Linked DNA regions of Homo sapiens: regions 1 and 2 are each linked to region 3. The links are chromatin loops, found by intact Hi-C in ENCODE. Cell type or tissue: heart right ventricle. All regions are shown on one strand.

Evidence for each region. A loop is a pair of places that touch in the nucleus more often than their neighbours do. Peaks named below come from ENCODE experiments on the same cell type or tissue, not always from the same donor. Only the 100,000 strongest peaks of a DNase experiment are listed, where the experiment ranks them.
Region 1: a loop joins it to region 3, with 2.5 times the contacts of the local background. A loop is called at or near these places in 17 of 110 quality-filtered maps.
Region 2: it touches region 3 in a loop (18-fold over the local background); 34 of 110 quality-filtered maps call a loop at or near these places.

Annotation. Positions count from the first base shown.
Region 1 is chr1:177,957,898-177,961,897 of GRCh38, reverse strand. It overlaps CRYZL2P-SEC16B (CRYZL2P-SEC16B readthrough), which reads left to right. Exons shown (of 32, transcript NM_001356506.2): 12 at 164-308; 13 at 959-1,107; 14 at 1,495-1,556; 15 at 2,923-3,058; 16 at 3,536-3,766. SEC16B (SEC16 homolog B, endoplasmic reticulum export factor) reads left to right here. Exons shown (of 26, transcript NM_033127.4): 6 at 164-308; 7 at 959-1,107; 8 at 1,495-1,556; 9 at 2,923-3,058; 10 at 3,536-3,766. Among named protein-coding and RNA genes, the nearest start is that of SEC16B, 10 kb to the left of the region's middle. RefSeq lists an enhancer at 1,604-2,105. In heart right ventricle, a CTCF peak has its summit at 2,003; no DNase peak of the experiment used is centred here.
Region 2 is chr1:178,191,057-178,195,056 of GRCh38, reverse strand. All of the region lies in intron 1 of RASAL2 (RAS protein activator like 2), which reads right to left. Among named protein-coding and RNA genes, the nearest start is that of RASAL2, 99 kb to the right of the region's middle. In heart right ventricle, no CTCF peak of the experiment used is centred here; a DNase peak (open chromatin) is centred at 2,189; H3K27ac peaks cover 1,038 bases.
Region 3 is chr1:178,029,502-178,033,501 of GRCh38, reverse strand. CRYZL2P-SEC16B (CRYZL2P-SEC16B readthrough) reads left to right here. Exons shown (of 32, transcript NM_001356506.2): 4 at 417-475; 5 at 1,007-1,072; 6 at 1,842-1,951. It also overlaps the pseudogene CRYZL2P. Among named protein-coding and RNA genes, the nearest start is that of CRYZL2P-SEC16B, 6.5 kb to the left of the region's middle. In heart right ventricle, CTCF peaks have their summits at 1,303 and 1,506 (motif pointing left); a DNase peak (open chromatin) is centred at 1,481; H3K27ac peaks cover 1,886 bases.

The DNA.
Region 1 (4,000 bases), 72 kb after region 3:
GGTCATAATATATCCTTTGGCAAATGCCTATCAACTTGATTATCTCTTTTTATCCTTTCAACACATCCACTTTCACCGTATGTATTTTGTTTCTTTGAAGGAACGCTTGAGAAGACCAGCTCTCTGAAACTTCTTCCTGTGTGTTTTTGTTTTTAACTTTCAGCCATCATTGGCTAGTGAGTCCAACCTTCTCCAGCAGCGTGAGTCTGGTCTCAGCTCCAGCAGCTATGAGCTCAGTCAGTACATCAGAGATGCCCCGGAGCGGGATGATCCCCCAGCTTCAGCAGCTTGGAGTCCAGTTCAGGCTGGTGGGTTCTAAAATGATCAGAAGAGTTGATTGAATCTGATGTGGAAGGGCTGGGTGGCAAGTCTCTGGGAAAGTCAGCCTTACGATGGATCATTGTCCACCTCATTTGCTTATGTAGGTCACCTGGGCAGAGAGGTCAACTTTGGTTCCATTTTCTCTCTTTTTGCTTGTAATAGTAATTGCATCATAGCTGATTCCTGGAAGGGAACACTGCCCCTATCCATTATCAAGTTGGGAAAGGAGGCACTCAGTGGTGCTTTTAAGAAAGGGAAGACCAGAGAGAATTAGGAAAAGCAAAAGCAAGATGCAAAGCTTCATTGCTTTGTCTGGATGTAGGAACTTTGTCATGAGTATAGAGGCCATGAAAGCCAGAGACTCCTTGGCCTCTCAGCATCACTGAGAGTCTGGGCTGAGAGCATTATCATTTGGACTGAATCATCAAGCCCACGCATTGTATTCTGACACCTTCTCAGAGGCTTAAATCTGACTGGAGCAGGGAACATGGGCTTCTTCTAATTACACAACCCACCCAGAATCTTATTTTGGTTCAGGCAGAATTTGGGCAGAAATACATCTGTGGCATATTCCTAAACTAAAGAAAAGTGATGGAAGTAACGCTAACAATGTCCATCTGTGTCTGTTGGTCAGAAGATGTCTCCTCAGCTGGTCCCAAAGCACCCATGAAGTTCTACATCCCTCATGTTCCTGTGAGTTTCGGGCCAGGAGGTCAGCTGGTGCATGTAGGTCCCAGCTCTCCCACTGACGGGCAAGCAGCCCTTGTTGAACTGCACAGCATGGAGGTAAAGAAGACCCAGTGTCCCTGGAATGCTGGCACACTGCTTACCCAACTACTCCTAACATGCTTACCTTGCTTTCCTGTGCCTGAGCCGGGGCATCTCCAGGAATGGGATGCTCTTGCGGGAAACTGGGCCATGTACCCCCTGGATTAGGAGGGTGCAGGAATGGGTGGGGCTCTTCTCTGAAAGAATTGATGCTACAGTTGTGTTTTTCCTGAGATGTCAATGTCTCATCTTTAGCAACAAAATTCACTTTTTTCTTTCTGCTTTCTCCACAAGGCCTTGAGCCATATCCTAGCCCCACGGCCTTGGGGTCTGACACTAGACTTGACTGAAAGGGGCCTAGGGTGGCCACAGTCTTAAACACAAAATCTGATTGTTTTATTCCAGGTTATTCTTAATGATTCCGAAGAGCAAGAGGAGATGAGAAGTTTCTCAGGACCCTTGATTAGGTATAGTGCTGTAAGAGCTGCTGAGTAAGGGCTTTTGAAACCTAGAAAATCTTCCTGCCCAGATCAGCATTTTGGAGATTTGTTCTTGGTTTCCTTGGAAAAAAATATCTGTCCTTGTTGGAGTGGAATTCTCTGTGCTGCAAGATAGAACCAGATGTGGCCTGAGTCATTTTGACAAGCCATTCAATAGTTGAAGGACAGAAAGAAAAATTAGCATGACAGTTTAGAAATCTAAAACCAGTTCCATTATGCAGAGGCTGCATGGTTGGAAGTTTTAGCATTCCGTGTGCTTGATAGATGTTAGTAGAAAAGTGGAGCATCGCCTGGGAAGTCACTGACAAGTGGATCATAGCAGAAACAATTCTTGTAACAGTGGCTTTTTCCTGGAGAGGTAAATAAGATCGGCAGTGTTCAAGTTACAGAACAGTGTGCAAGTGAGCCCTCTGCAGTACTGAACTAGGACTGCTTTTAAATGTCTAGTTATATTTCTGATAAATGTAACTCAGGGCATCTTTGTTGAGGAGAGAGTCCTTGCTGGATGACAGCCCACGTGGGTCTCAGGCTCAGGCGTCTTACTGACTAGGAATACCATGGTGGACAGGTCAGTTAGCCCTCTCTGAACCTTAGTTTTCCCCTTGAGAAATGGTATAACACCTGCTCTCCCTACCCGAGGCTTGTCTATGAGTCTCAAGTCAGATTATGCACATGGAAAGTATCATCACTACTATATAAATGTATTCCTCAAATGGCATTTGACGGTTCCCTCAAGTAAAAATGAGTGTTATCTCTTTCTTACAAACAGGTATACAGATATGGGGCAAAAAAGCGAGTTGGGTATTCAAACACTGGGGTACTAAGCCTAACTTGGCTTTGATGTTATTGGATAATCTTGAGCAAATCATAATGCCAATCATATTGATCACTTAATATATGCCACACAATTTTCTAATTCCTTTTTGTATGGAGGTAGGTCCTTTTACTGTCCCTATTTTAGGGGACAAAGCTGAGGCTCAGAGGAGGTAAGAAACTTGTCTAAACAGAGAAGTGGCAGAGCCAGATTTAGATCCAGGGTTGTCTGACTCCAAAGTCTGCTTTTACTTGCTTTCCTGTGCAGTGACTTCAGGTCTCTGAGCCTCTGTTTCTTCATCTATAAAGGGGGTGCATGAGAGAATCTCTGAAATTTCTTCTTGTTCTATAAGAAAATAACTATCCTATAGCTATAGACTCATTACCTTAGCCCTGGCTTGTCAGATTTCTATCTCAATCACAGCCCAGCCAGCACTTGCACACTTAGGAGGAGCCTGGGGTCCGAAACAGGGAAGTGTCTGCCTGCTCACTCTTTGCTCCCTAAATTTTTTCCATGTAGGGAAGATGTACATAAGGTGGATATTATGACGTTTTGCCAGCAGAAAGCAGCTCAGAGCTGCAAATCTGAGACACTGGGGAGCAGAGACTCAGCTCTACTGTGGCAGCTCTTGGTTCTCCTTTGTCGCCAGAATGGGGTAAGTTCTGTTCTGGTGGGAGAGCAGGTGCAGGCTGAAATTTAAGTCTTCATGGGATAGATAAGATTATGTTTATGACATGATTATGAAAAGCAATATTAAAGAAGCCACAAATTGCCCCAAGGGAAAAAATTGCTCAAATGTCAATGCGAGTTTGCTAACGCAGATCTTCCCTGATGATCTTCTTCCTTGGTCTGGGAAAATTGTACAGTTTCTGGGTTATTGCACCAGCCAGATAATATACCTGTGAAATTGTGAATGTTTCTGGTAAGCTTTATGGCTCCTGACAGGCAGAAAATAACCATGATAGTGATGCTGAAGTCTGAAATATAGCAATCTAACAAAGGACTGCCTTATGTTTGCATAATTGGCTTCCATGTGAAGAAGGCAGGCTCCCTGGTGCCTTCCTTCTCCAGCTGGGGCTGCCAGCCTGAGGACTCATAGGATTCTCCCCAGATGATCCTCTTTGCCTTACAGTCCATGGTGGGGTCTGACATCGCTGAGCTGCTAATGCAAGACTGCAAGAAGCTGGAGAAGTACAAGCGGCAGCCCCCTGTGGCCAACCTCATCAACCTGACCGATGAGGACTGGCCAGTGCTGAGCTCTGGGACCCCGAACCTGCTCACGGGAGAGATCCCCCCCAGTGTGGAGACACCTGCGCAGATCGTGGAGAAATTCACTAGGCTGCTCTACTATGGAAGGAAGAAGGCAAGTATGCCCTTCCCCCATACTTATTTTGAAAAAGCAATCACCATCCCTCTCCACCACTCACCGCTGCTCAAATTATGTGAATAGTATATACTCATTTCAGGGAGGATGCAAGAAGTTCGGAAAGACAGAACAAAGAAAATGAAAACACCCATAGTTCTACCACTAAAAGACAATGAACTATTAAATGAAATAAGCCAGGTACAGAAAAACAAACATCACATGTTCTCACTT
Region 2 (4,000 bases), 160 kb before region 3:
GAATTGAATTTGGTTTTAAAGTAAATGAGGAAAGCAAAAATTAGATACATTCAAAATTACCCTTCAAAATTCTTAAATCACTCAAACTACAGTTTCAAGATAACATCTCTTACTGGATCCTTATACAACTATTTTTATTTTTATTTTTCATCATTTGAACATGACAAGTTGAACAGTAAAAATGGTTGGGCATGTTATACCAAAACTATCTACATTTAAAATCATTCTTTGTGTCAGGTGCAGAGTGTTTGGTCATTCATCGGAGGAGCATCTTTTCTTTGCTTGGTGACTGCAGAAGCAGTGCAGCAGTTGGAGAAGTGGCCTAAGACTTCGGCGTTGGGTAAAAGATGGCCCAAACCAAATAGACTGCTAGTAAATCCACTGGTGAGGAAGCCTCCTGCAAACAGCTAGCCACTAAAGCTTCCAGGAAGAGCAGACTCCTCTAACGATGGTAAAAACAAAACAAAACAAAAAAACAAAAAGAAAACAACAACAACAACAAAAATCATAAAAATGCATCACTACAGGCCCAAGACCTTGGTGCTTAGAGAAATTCATCATTACCGGAAATTGACCAAGCTTCTCCTGTACTTCCAGAGGCAAGTGAGGCATAGTTGGTGGATGTGTTGGAAGACACTACTCTGTGTGCTATCCATGCTAAGAGATGCCCAAAGACATCCAGTTGGTTTGCTGGATATGGGGAGAGAGAGTTTAAGTGAAGGCAGTTTTTATGGAGTTTTGTAGTAAATGCTGTAAAATACTTTAATTCATGACATTTTTGTAAGAAATGACTTATAATAGCTGCATTTATACTTAAGTCATTCCATATTTCACTCAAATGTGAAAAGTGACTGTTCACAGGCCTCAGTAATGAGATGTTGCTCAGGAGTGATAAGTTGCTAATATACAGAAGGGATGGGTGATAGTTCTTGTTCTCATGATGTATGTTTCTATATGTTAATGAGCTGCTGGGTAGATTTTAAGGCACTAAAATTGACAAATAAATGTGTACAAGTCCTTTGGCAATAAACTTAGTTATGATTTGATCCAAGTGTTTAACGATTGGGCCTCAGTTTGACCATACATCACAGTGATAGAATGTGGGCTTTTTCAAGGGTGAAGATATGTCTTAACCACAGTGTAACTTAAAGCTTCCTAAAACAAAAAAGTCTAGTTGGTATCTACAAAATACACCATGTGCATTTGTAATAGCTAGCTATTTCATACATTATAGTGTCAACATTTTAAAATTAAATGTTTTATATTCACCAAAAAAAATTCTTTGTGTCAAGTACTCGTGGTAAATTATGTTTAAGTTTCATGTATTATGAGGCAATCTAAGTGTTTAGGTACAAGGAAAAAAGGAATAACTCCGTTCCAAACAGGACATTTAAATCTAGGTAGGGAAATAATATATCAACTACCTGTGCTAGCTGCTAAGAAAGAACAGGGTGAAGGAGGGAAAGAAAGAAAAGGAAGGGAAAGAAAAGAAAAAACTTTTTTTTAAAGAAAGTTTAAAGAATTTCCAAATAGAATTAAGTTTTACAAAGCGTCATGTCATAAAATCATGTCCTCAGTTTTTCAAAAGTGCTGATTTAATTTTTATTATTTTCAATATAAAAATTCATTATATTATGAACAAAAGTAATTTATTTTACTGTTGCAAGGCTTTCCCAACAAATAATTTTCCAATCAGAAAAAGGAGGGTTGGGGCAGAAAAGACAGTTTGTTATTTATTGTGGTCTTTAACATTCAATAACCTGACTTGCGTTTATCCTATGAACCATATTTAAAGAGCATTATGCTGCTAGGAGATAGAGATAAAATACACCAGAAGATTATCAGTCAATGTTTGTGAAGGAAAATCAACAGATGTAATTGTCACATGAATCCACACTGATTTATTTGTCATGGCAGAAAAACCTGAAAATTTTGGGATGAGTTCCCTCAAACGTGATCTAGATTTAAATATATTTTTTTCGCTGCTTCCTGTTTCGCTATGTAAAAATTTGACCCTACTAAGAGCCTTTGTTTTTTTAAAAAAATAATTTCCCTGATTCTCTAATTGTGACTCAGTCTGGCTGTCTCTATCTGCCTTCTGCCAGGGATCGGCTTCTCTGTGGGAACTGGAAATGTGCACATACCCAAGAAGTAATGCAAGATATCTCACTTTCCCCAGGGGCAGTGCCAACAACCTAGGACTTCAGACTTCTGTACTTCCTTCCCCTAAACCAGTGCCTTGGAGACAGAATGCAAAGGAAATAGCTGGCCAGACTCAGAGGAGGAAGTACTGAAAGAAATATATTCATTTGCCTACTTAGATACAGATCAAAAACTGAAGAAGACTGTAGGTTGCTAAATTGCTTACCATCTTCTTCCCTTTTAGACTCGTTTCTACCTTTAGAAGCTAAATGTGTCCATTTATTGAGAAGTTGATGAAGCTAGTTCAACATCACATGTATGTGTGTGTGTATATACACACATACACTAATGGTTTGTTTAAAGAAAATAAATCTACTTCACATTTATATAGATGTGTCATCTAAAACAGCTGTCCTAAGCATATCCATAGACTGCCTCAGAAGAAACACAGATTTGAAAAGCATTCTGTATTTGAACACTTTTAATTTTAAAATAATTTATTCATATTTTTAAAAGTTCTTCGTTCATGTGCTATTGCACTTCTACCTAATGCATTTTTTTGTCTTTTAGTTAATTTCATGCATTTCTCTTTGTACTCTCCAAGGTGCCTAACAGAGTAGATAATAGACTGTCATCAAATATTTACTGAAATAAAAGTAGTATAACAAGATACCAAATATTAACAGTTGGAGGGACAGGGAAAAGAAAAAAGATAGCACAGAGTACCACGAAACTCTGGGGGCATTAATTTTCAACTCCCTTTCCCATCCCCACCTCCGACCCCCTCACTGTTAAAAATTATTTAAATCAGCATTGCTAGCAAGTTCTCTTAAGGGGTCTTGAGTTTTTATTTAGGTCCATATGCTCCTTCACCTCCACAGTCTGTGTTATACAGTTATGAAATGTATGCATGTGTTCAGGTGTCTATCAAGGGTTATTTTTATAATAATTAGATTCACATAAGTCTTTTGAGACTGAGAAACTGTCTTTTCTTTCTGCAAAATGAAGTTTTCCTTTATCCAGTGTGTGTTGTTATTAAAGCCTCAGGATTTTGCTACAATTCATTCGTTTTTTATTTCATTCATTAAATAAACATTTACTTATTGTCTGTGTGCCACAAACCTTTCTAGGTCTTAAGGACTATTTTTACATTTTCTTTAAATGAAATAAATGAATTGATATCACAGTTGCTATACTAGAGGCCCTTTGGGGATACAGCAAGATTATAGGCTAGGAATTACCCAAGTCAGCTTGGGAAAGTCAAGGAAAGCTTTGAAGACAAGACAGCATTTGAAAGTAAGCAGAAATCTGTACTGAACAAAAGCTAACGTGTAAACGGCAGAGAAAGAAATTTTATTTCATATAATTTCTACTGAAATTCGTGCAACCCAAAGTTTGGTTCACAGGCTTCTGATGATCCACAAACTGTTACCAGGCTATGTCAAGATGGATATAATAATAGAGGATAAGTATTTAGAAACCTTCATTGCAATTTGACAGTAATATTATGTCTGTTGAATCTAAATTTTAAAATTATGGCTTGTTTTTGTATGTGTTTTTTTTTCATTTATCTATTCATTTATATTATATTTAACAAAATTATTGGCTCACAACATACTGAAATTTTTTAAAAGCACATACAGTTTGAGAAGTGCTATTATTAACTGCGTCTAATTCTGCCTGTAACTCTAAAGTTGTTCCCACTTTTAAGCTCCTTTTGAGTTCTAGAGTGTATGCTAAGAGGTTTTTCCACTGACTTCAGGAAGAACCTTCTATCATTTGGATGATTTTAATTAAGGATCATGCTAACAATTCAGCTAGGCTGACCGAAAGCATCCTAAGTATCTCTCAGTGGAGT
Region 3 (4,000 bases):
ATAAACACAGTTCATGTCCTTGAGGGCCCTACAGGCCAGCAGAAGAGACTTGAAAACAGATAAATAAATAGGATGAACATTGTCACTGGGGTGCTATAGGAGGTCCCAGTGATTAGGGTCAAAAGTACCTGTGTACCTGTGATTCTCTGTGCTTTTGCACATTCTTGAAATTTTCATTTGTGTCATGGTAAGATTGAGACTGCTATAGCTTCCCAGGTTGTGATGGTGAAATCTTATGTTTACTTTCCTGTGCTTTGAGTATAACACCTTACCTCTCTACCTGCATATGGAGAGGAGGAGGGGCACCTAAATCCTCAGCTCCGAAAGCTGTTGGAATAGCCTGTCGATCAGTGTTTTCTCATCTCCATGGTGTTGTGTTTTACAGATAACCTAATCTTTAAACAATATGTTTTTAGGAATGGACTTTTCTGGGACAGTATTGGAGACAGGCACAGATGTCAGGACAGTTAAAGAGGTAAATTAATTGAAGTCTAGGGAATCAATGTATATGTAGCTATGAAAAATATGCTAACTTCATTTGTAGCCAAAGGGTCTTGCTTCTACTGGCTTTTGCCTGCAGACACCAAAGGGAAACCTAACTAGAAAGGTAAGAAACAAAATTCTTTCTGGGGAAAGGAAGTAATTGGAAGTTCCTGGCTTCATTAAACTTTTCATTATGAATAAAAGGCGGCACCTCAGTCTTTAACCAAGAGGACAGAGAATTTGATTCTCTTGTGAAATTAAGAGTGGGCTTCTAATTCAAATCAACCTTTCCCTTACTCTCTCTCTTCGTCTCAAATGTGCTCACTCAAATTGGCTTCACAGCCTGGTGGTGGTATTGAGAGAGTTATTATTTTATTTACTAAACAGTAACTCTGAATAATTAAGACCAACCTGTGTCTTATGGAGTCAGAGATGTGCATTTTTTTTTCTTTTTTGATTAATTCAGGAAAAGGAATGCAAGGTCATACATTTGCACATATCCTTAATGGTATGTTTCCTTTAGGGAGATAGAGTTATTGGCACAAGAAACTTTAATTGTATGGCTGAAGAATGCGTCACTGACCAGAAGGTATCTGTACCACTCAAGATTAATGGTTGAAGATGTTTTTTCTCCTTTGTTTTTCTTTAATTTCCACCTATCCCTCATTCCTGTCTTCCCCTCTCCCTCTTTTTCTTTGTATTTATTTGGTCATGTCTTGTTTCTCAGCTAAGCACTTCATTTTTTCAAATGTTAAACTCCTTCTCTTCATTAATGTGACAACACTTTGCACAGAGCTTTGTTTGCATTGAGTGTTTTAATGAAGAACAACATTTTGTTTTCTGAGTCCTTGAGCTGGCTGTTCATTTGGACTAGGTAGTTTTAGTAGAAAAGCTGGTTTTGGGCATTGAGCTGGATGTAATGGGCTTCTCCCAGACACAAAGCTTATGAAAGAGATAGCCCTGGGAATGGAGCCAGCCAGGGTAGTCTAGCATGGTTGTGCAGGGTGTGAATGGTGCCCCCTGGTGGTGGACAGTACACAATTGTCCCCACCAGCTTTACTGAGGTAAAACTGACATACCAGACCATTCACCCATCACAGTACAGTGATCTGTGTTCCATTCTCTACCTGTTGGCTCCTTTCTGAGCCAGATGCTAGCCTTGGGGTTTTGAAGTCTGATGCATTCAAGTTCTGAAATCTGCTACAGCTTGCTTAGTTTTGACTTCCACTGGGCTTGGTTATGGGCAAGTGATTCCCTTTACAAATCAGTCACTGAATCAAATCCTAATATTTACTGAGCAGCCTTTACGACTTAGGTACATACACTCAATCTGTAAGTCACTGTTATCTCTTTTTTAGGACCTGTGGCAGATTCCAGAAAAGGTCTCCCTATAAGAAGCTGCTGTCCTCCCTATAACTTATGGCACTGCGATTTTTGCTCTTGAGCATTGGGCCCGTACCCAGCCTGGGTAAGGACTGTGTAGATGACAGAAGGCTAGAAAGTACCCTTCTCTTGATATCAGAAGTGTCCGACAAGGCCATGCCCCACCTCTTCCCTTCCCTTCCCTTCCTTTTGGCTGAGGAAAGGCCAAAGGGAGGTAGCCACTTGAGATTGGGGTTTTTTGACTGTGAGGACATCCTTCTGTCTGAGAGGAGATGATAGGCTGTGAACTTGGCCATTGTGAATTGGAGAAATACCTCTCTCAAATGTGACCGCCCTGGAGATCTCATAAAAGTATTAAAGTGTAGATAGTTGGTTTATTTAAACCCATTTCACTCTGAGTTTATTAGAGGCCTATGGTATTTGTTTCTGTGAGGCCTTGTTGAGTGTGTCAGATGGGACATTTCAGGAGAAAAGGTGCTGAAGTTTGACTCTTTACCTGGAGCATACGTACTACTTCTTGATCTTTTCAGAGAGGTGAGACTCAGAATTGCTTCAGAGAGGTGGGTTTAGTTGAGCAGTGGCCATTACATGCTCATCACCTTGTAACATTGGGCAGTATCTAATATGAGAAGGATTTTAAGATAGAATTTCTGAAGAATAAATTGGAGTGGTAGCTCAAAGGAAGGGTTGCCACTGATATGAGGGAGAGGCTACCTAGAGAGATTCAGGAATATTTTTCCTGGGAGGTCTTCAAAACTGAACCCAATTAGCACTAATCTAGAAGTCACATCCGTAAGCTTACAGGGTGGAGAACAGATGTATATGAAGGTTTGAATGAAACGACCTCTAACATTCTTGCTTTAAAATGTTCTGTTTCTAAAATATTTGTGAAATCATATTACTGGTTGACTTCTGAAGGTTTCTGAAGTAGCATTCATCTTTCTTTGGCACAGAGTTGTTTTAGTGACGGCAGCAGCTGGAGCCACAGGCCTTGCAGTGATGTAGCAACAAATGTTCTTCAGGCCAAGGTTATTTGTATGTTAGAGTCACCACTTACAAAAATCATAACTCCAGTTTTCAAACATATATTTATTCAAACAATATATTCATTCATTGATTAAAAATCATGTGCAAGGCACTGGGGATATAAAGTAACCCAGAGCAGGGTCTTGCCATCTATTCGCTTACAGACTAGGGAGGGGGCCTAGAAGCAAATCACTCATCCTTCCAGCTACTAGACCCTGGCAAGGTCTGACCCACTTCATGCCTTCTGCACATGCTATTTTCTCTACCTGTAATTCTCAGAGCTGTCGTTCAGATTTAAACTCAAATGTCATTTTTTCAGAGAAGTATTCTCTGTCCCTCAGTCTAGGTGAGGCCCCTCTCCCTCCTCTGTATATATGATTTCATAGCACCTTCTACTTCTCTTTCATAATACATAGCTCAGAGTGTGGTTACTTGTGTCCTTATCGGGTTATTGTCTCCCTCTTACTGGATTGTAATCCCCATAAAGGCAGTGACAGTGTCTCTTTGGTTCATCCCTGTAGTCCTGCACCTAGCATGGTACCTAGAACATAGTAGGCCCTCAAGAACTATTTCTTAAATGAATGAATGAATAAAATAATGAAAAAAGACTTAGGTCTCTTCAGAAGTATCTTTCTGAGGCTGTGAGTGTTGGAAAAGGGGGATTTCTTGGAGAAGGTGGACATTTAAACTGACTTTTAAAGAATTGGTAGCAGTTGAATAGAGGAAGAAGGGAAGTGAAGGCCATTTCAGTGGTGGGAGGACTTATTAGAAGATAGAGAACTAGGAACTAGCATGATGCATTCAGAGAATTGCAAATAGTATCTCTGGAGCCAGGGACCTGGGGGGAAATGGTGGAAGGTGGCTCTAGAGAGGAGGGCAGAGATAAGATCACGAGGCCCTTGTGTGGGGCTGAAGAATTTGAACATTTATTGGAAGCTATTGAGAGGAGTTGAGGATTTAAAGTAGGGAAGTGACATGATATTTTTGCATTTGGAAAAGTTCACTCTGGTAGCTGTGGGGATGAGGGATAGGGGAAAGGTCAAGGGTAGTCTGGAAGCAATAGGACAGGCTCTTGGAGCAATCTGAGCCAGGATTAGGATAGGCTACC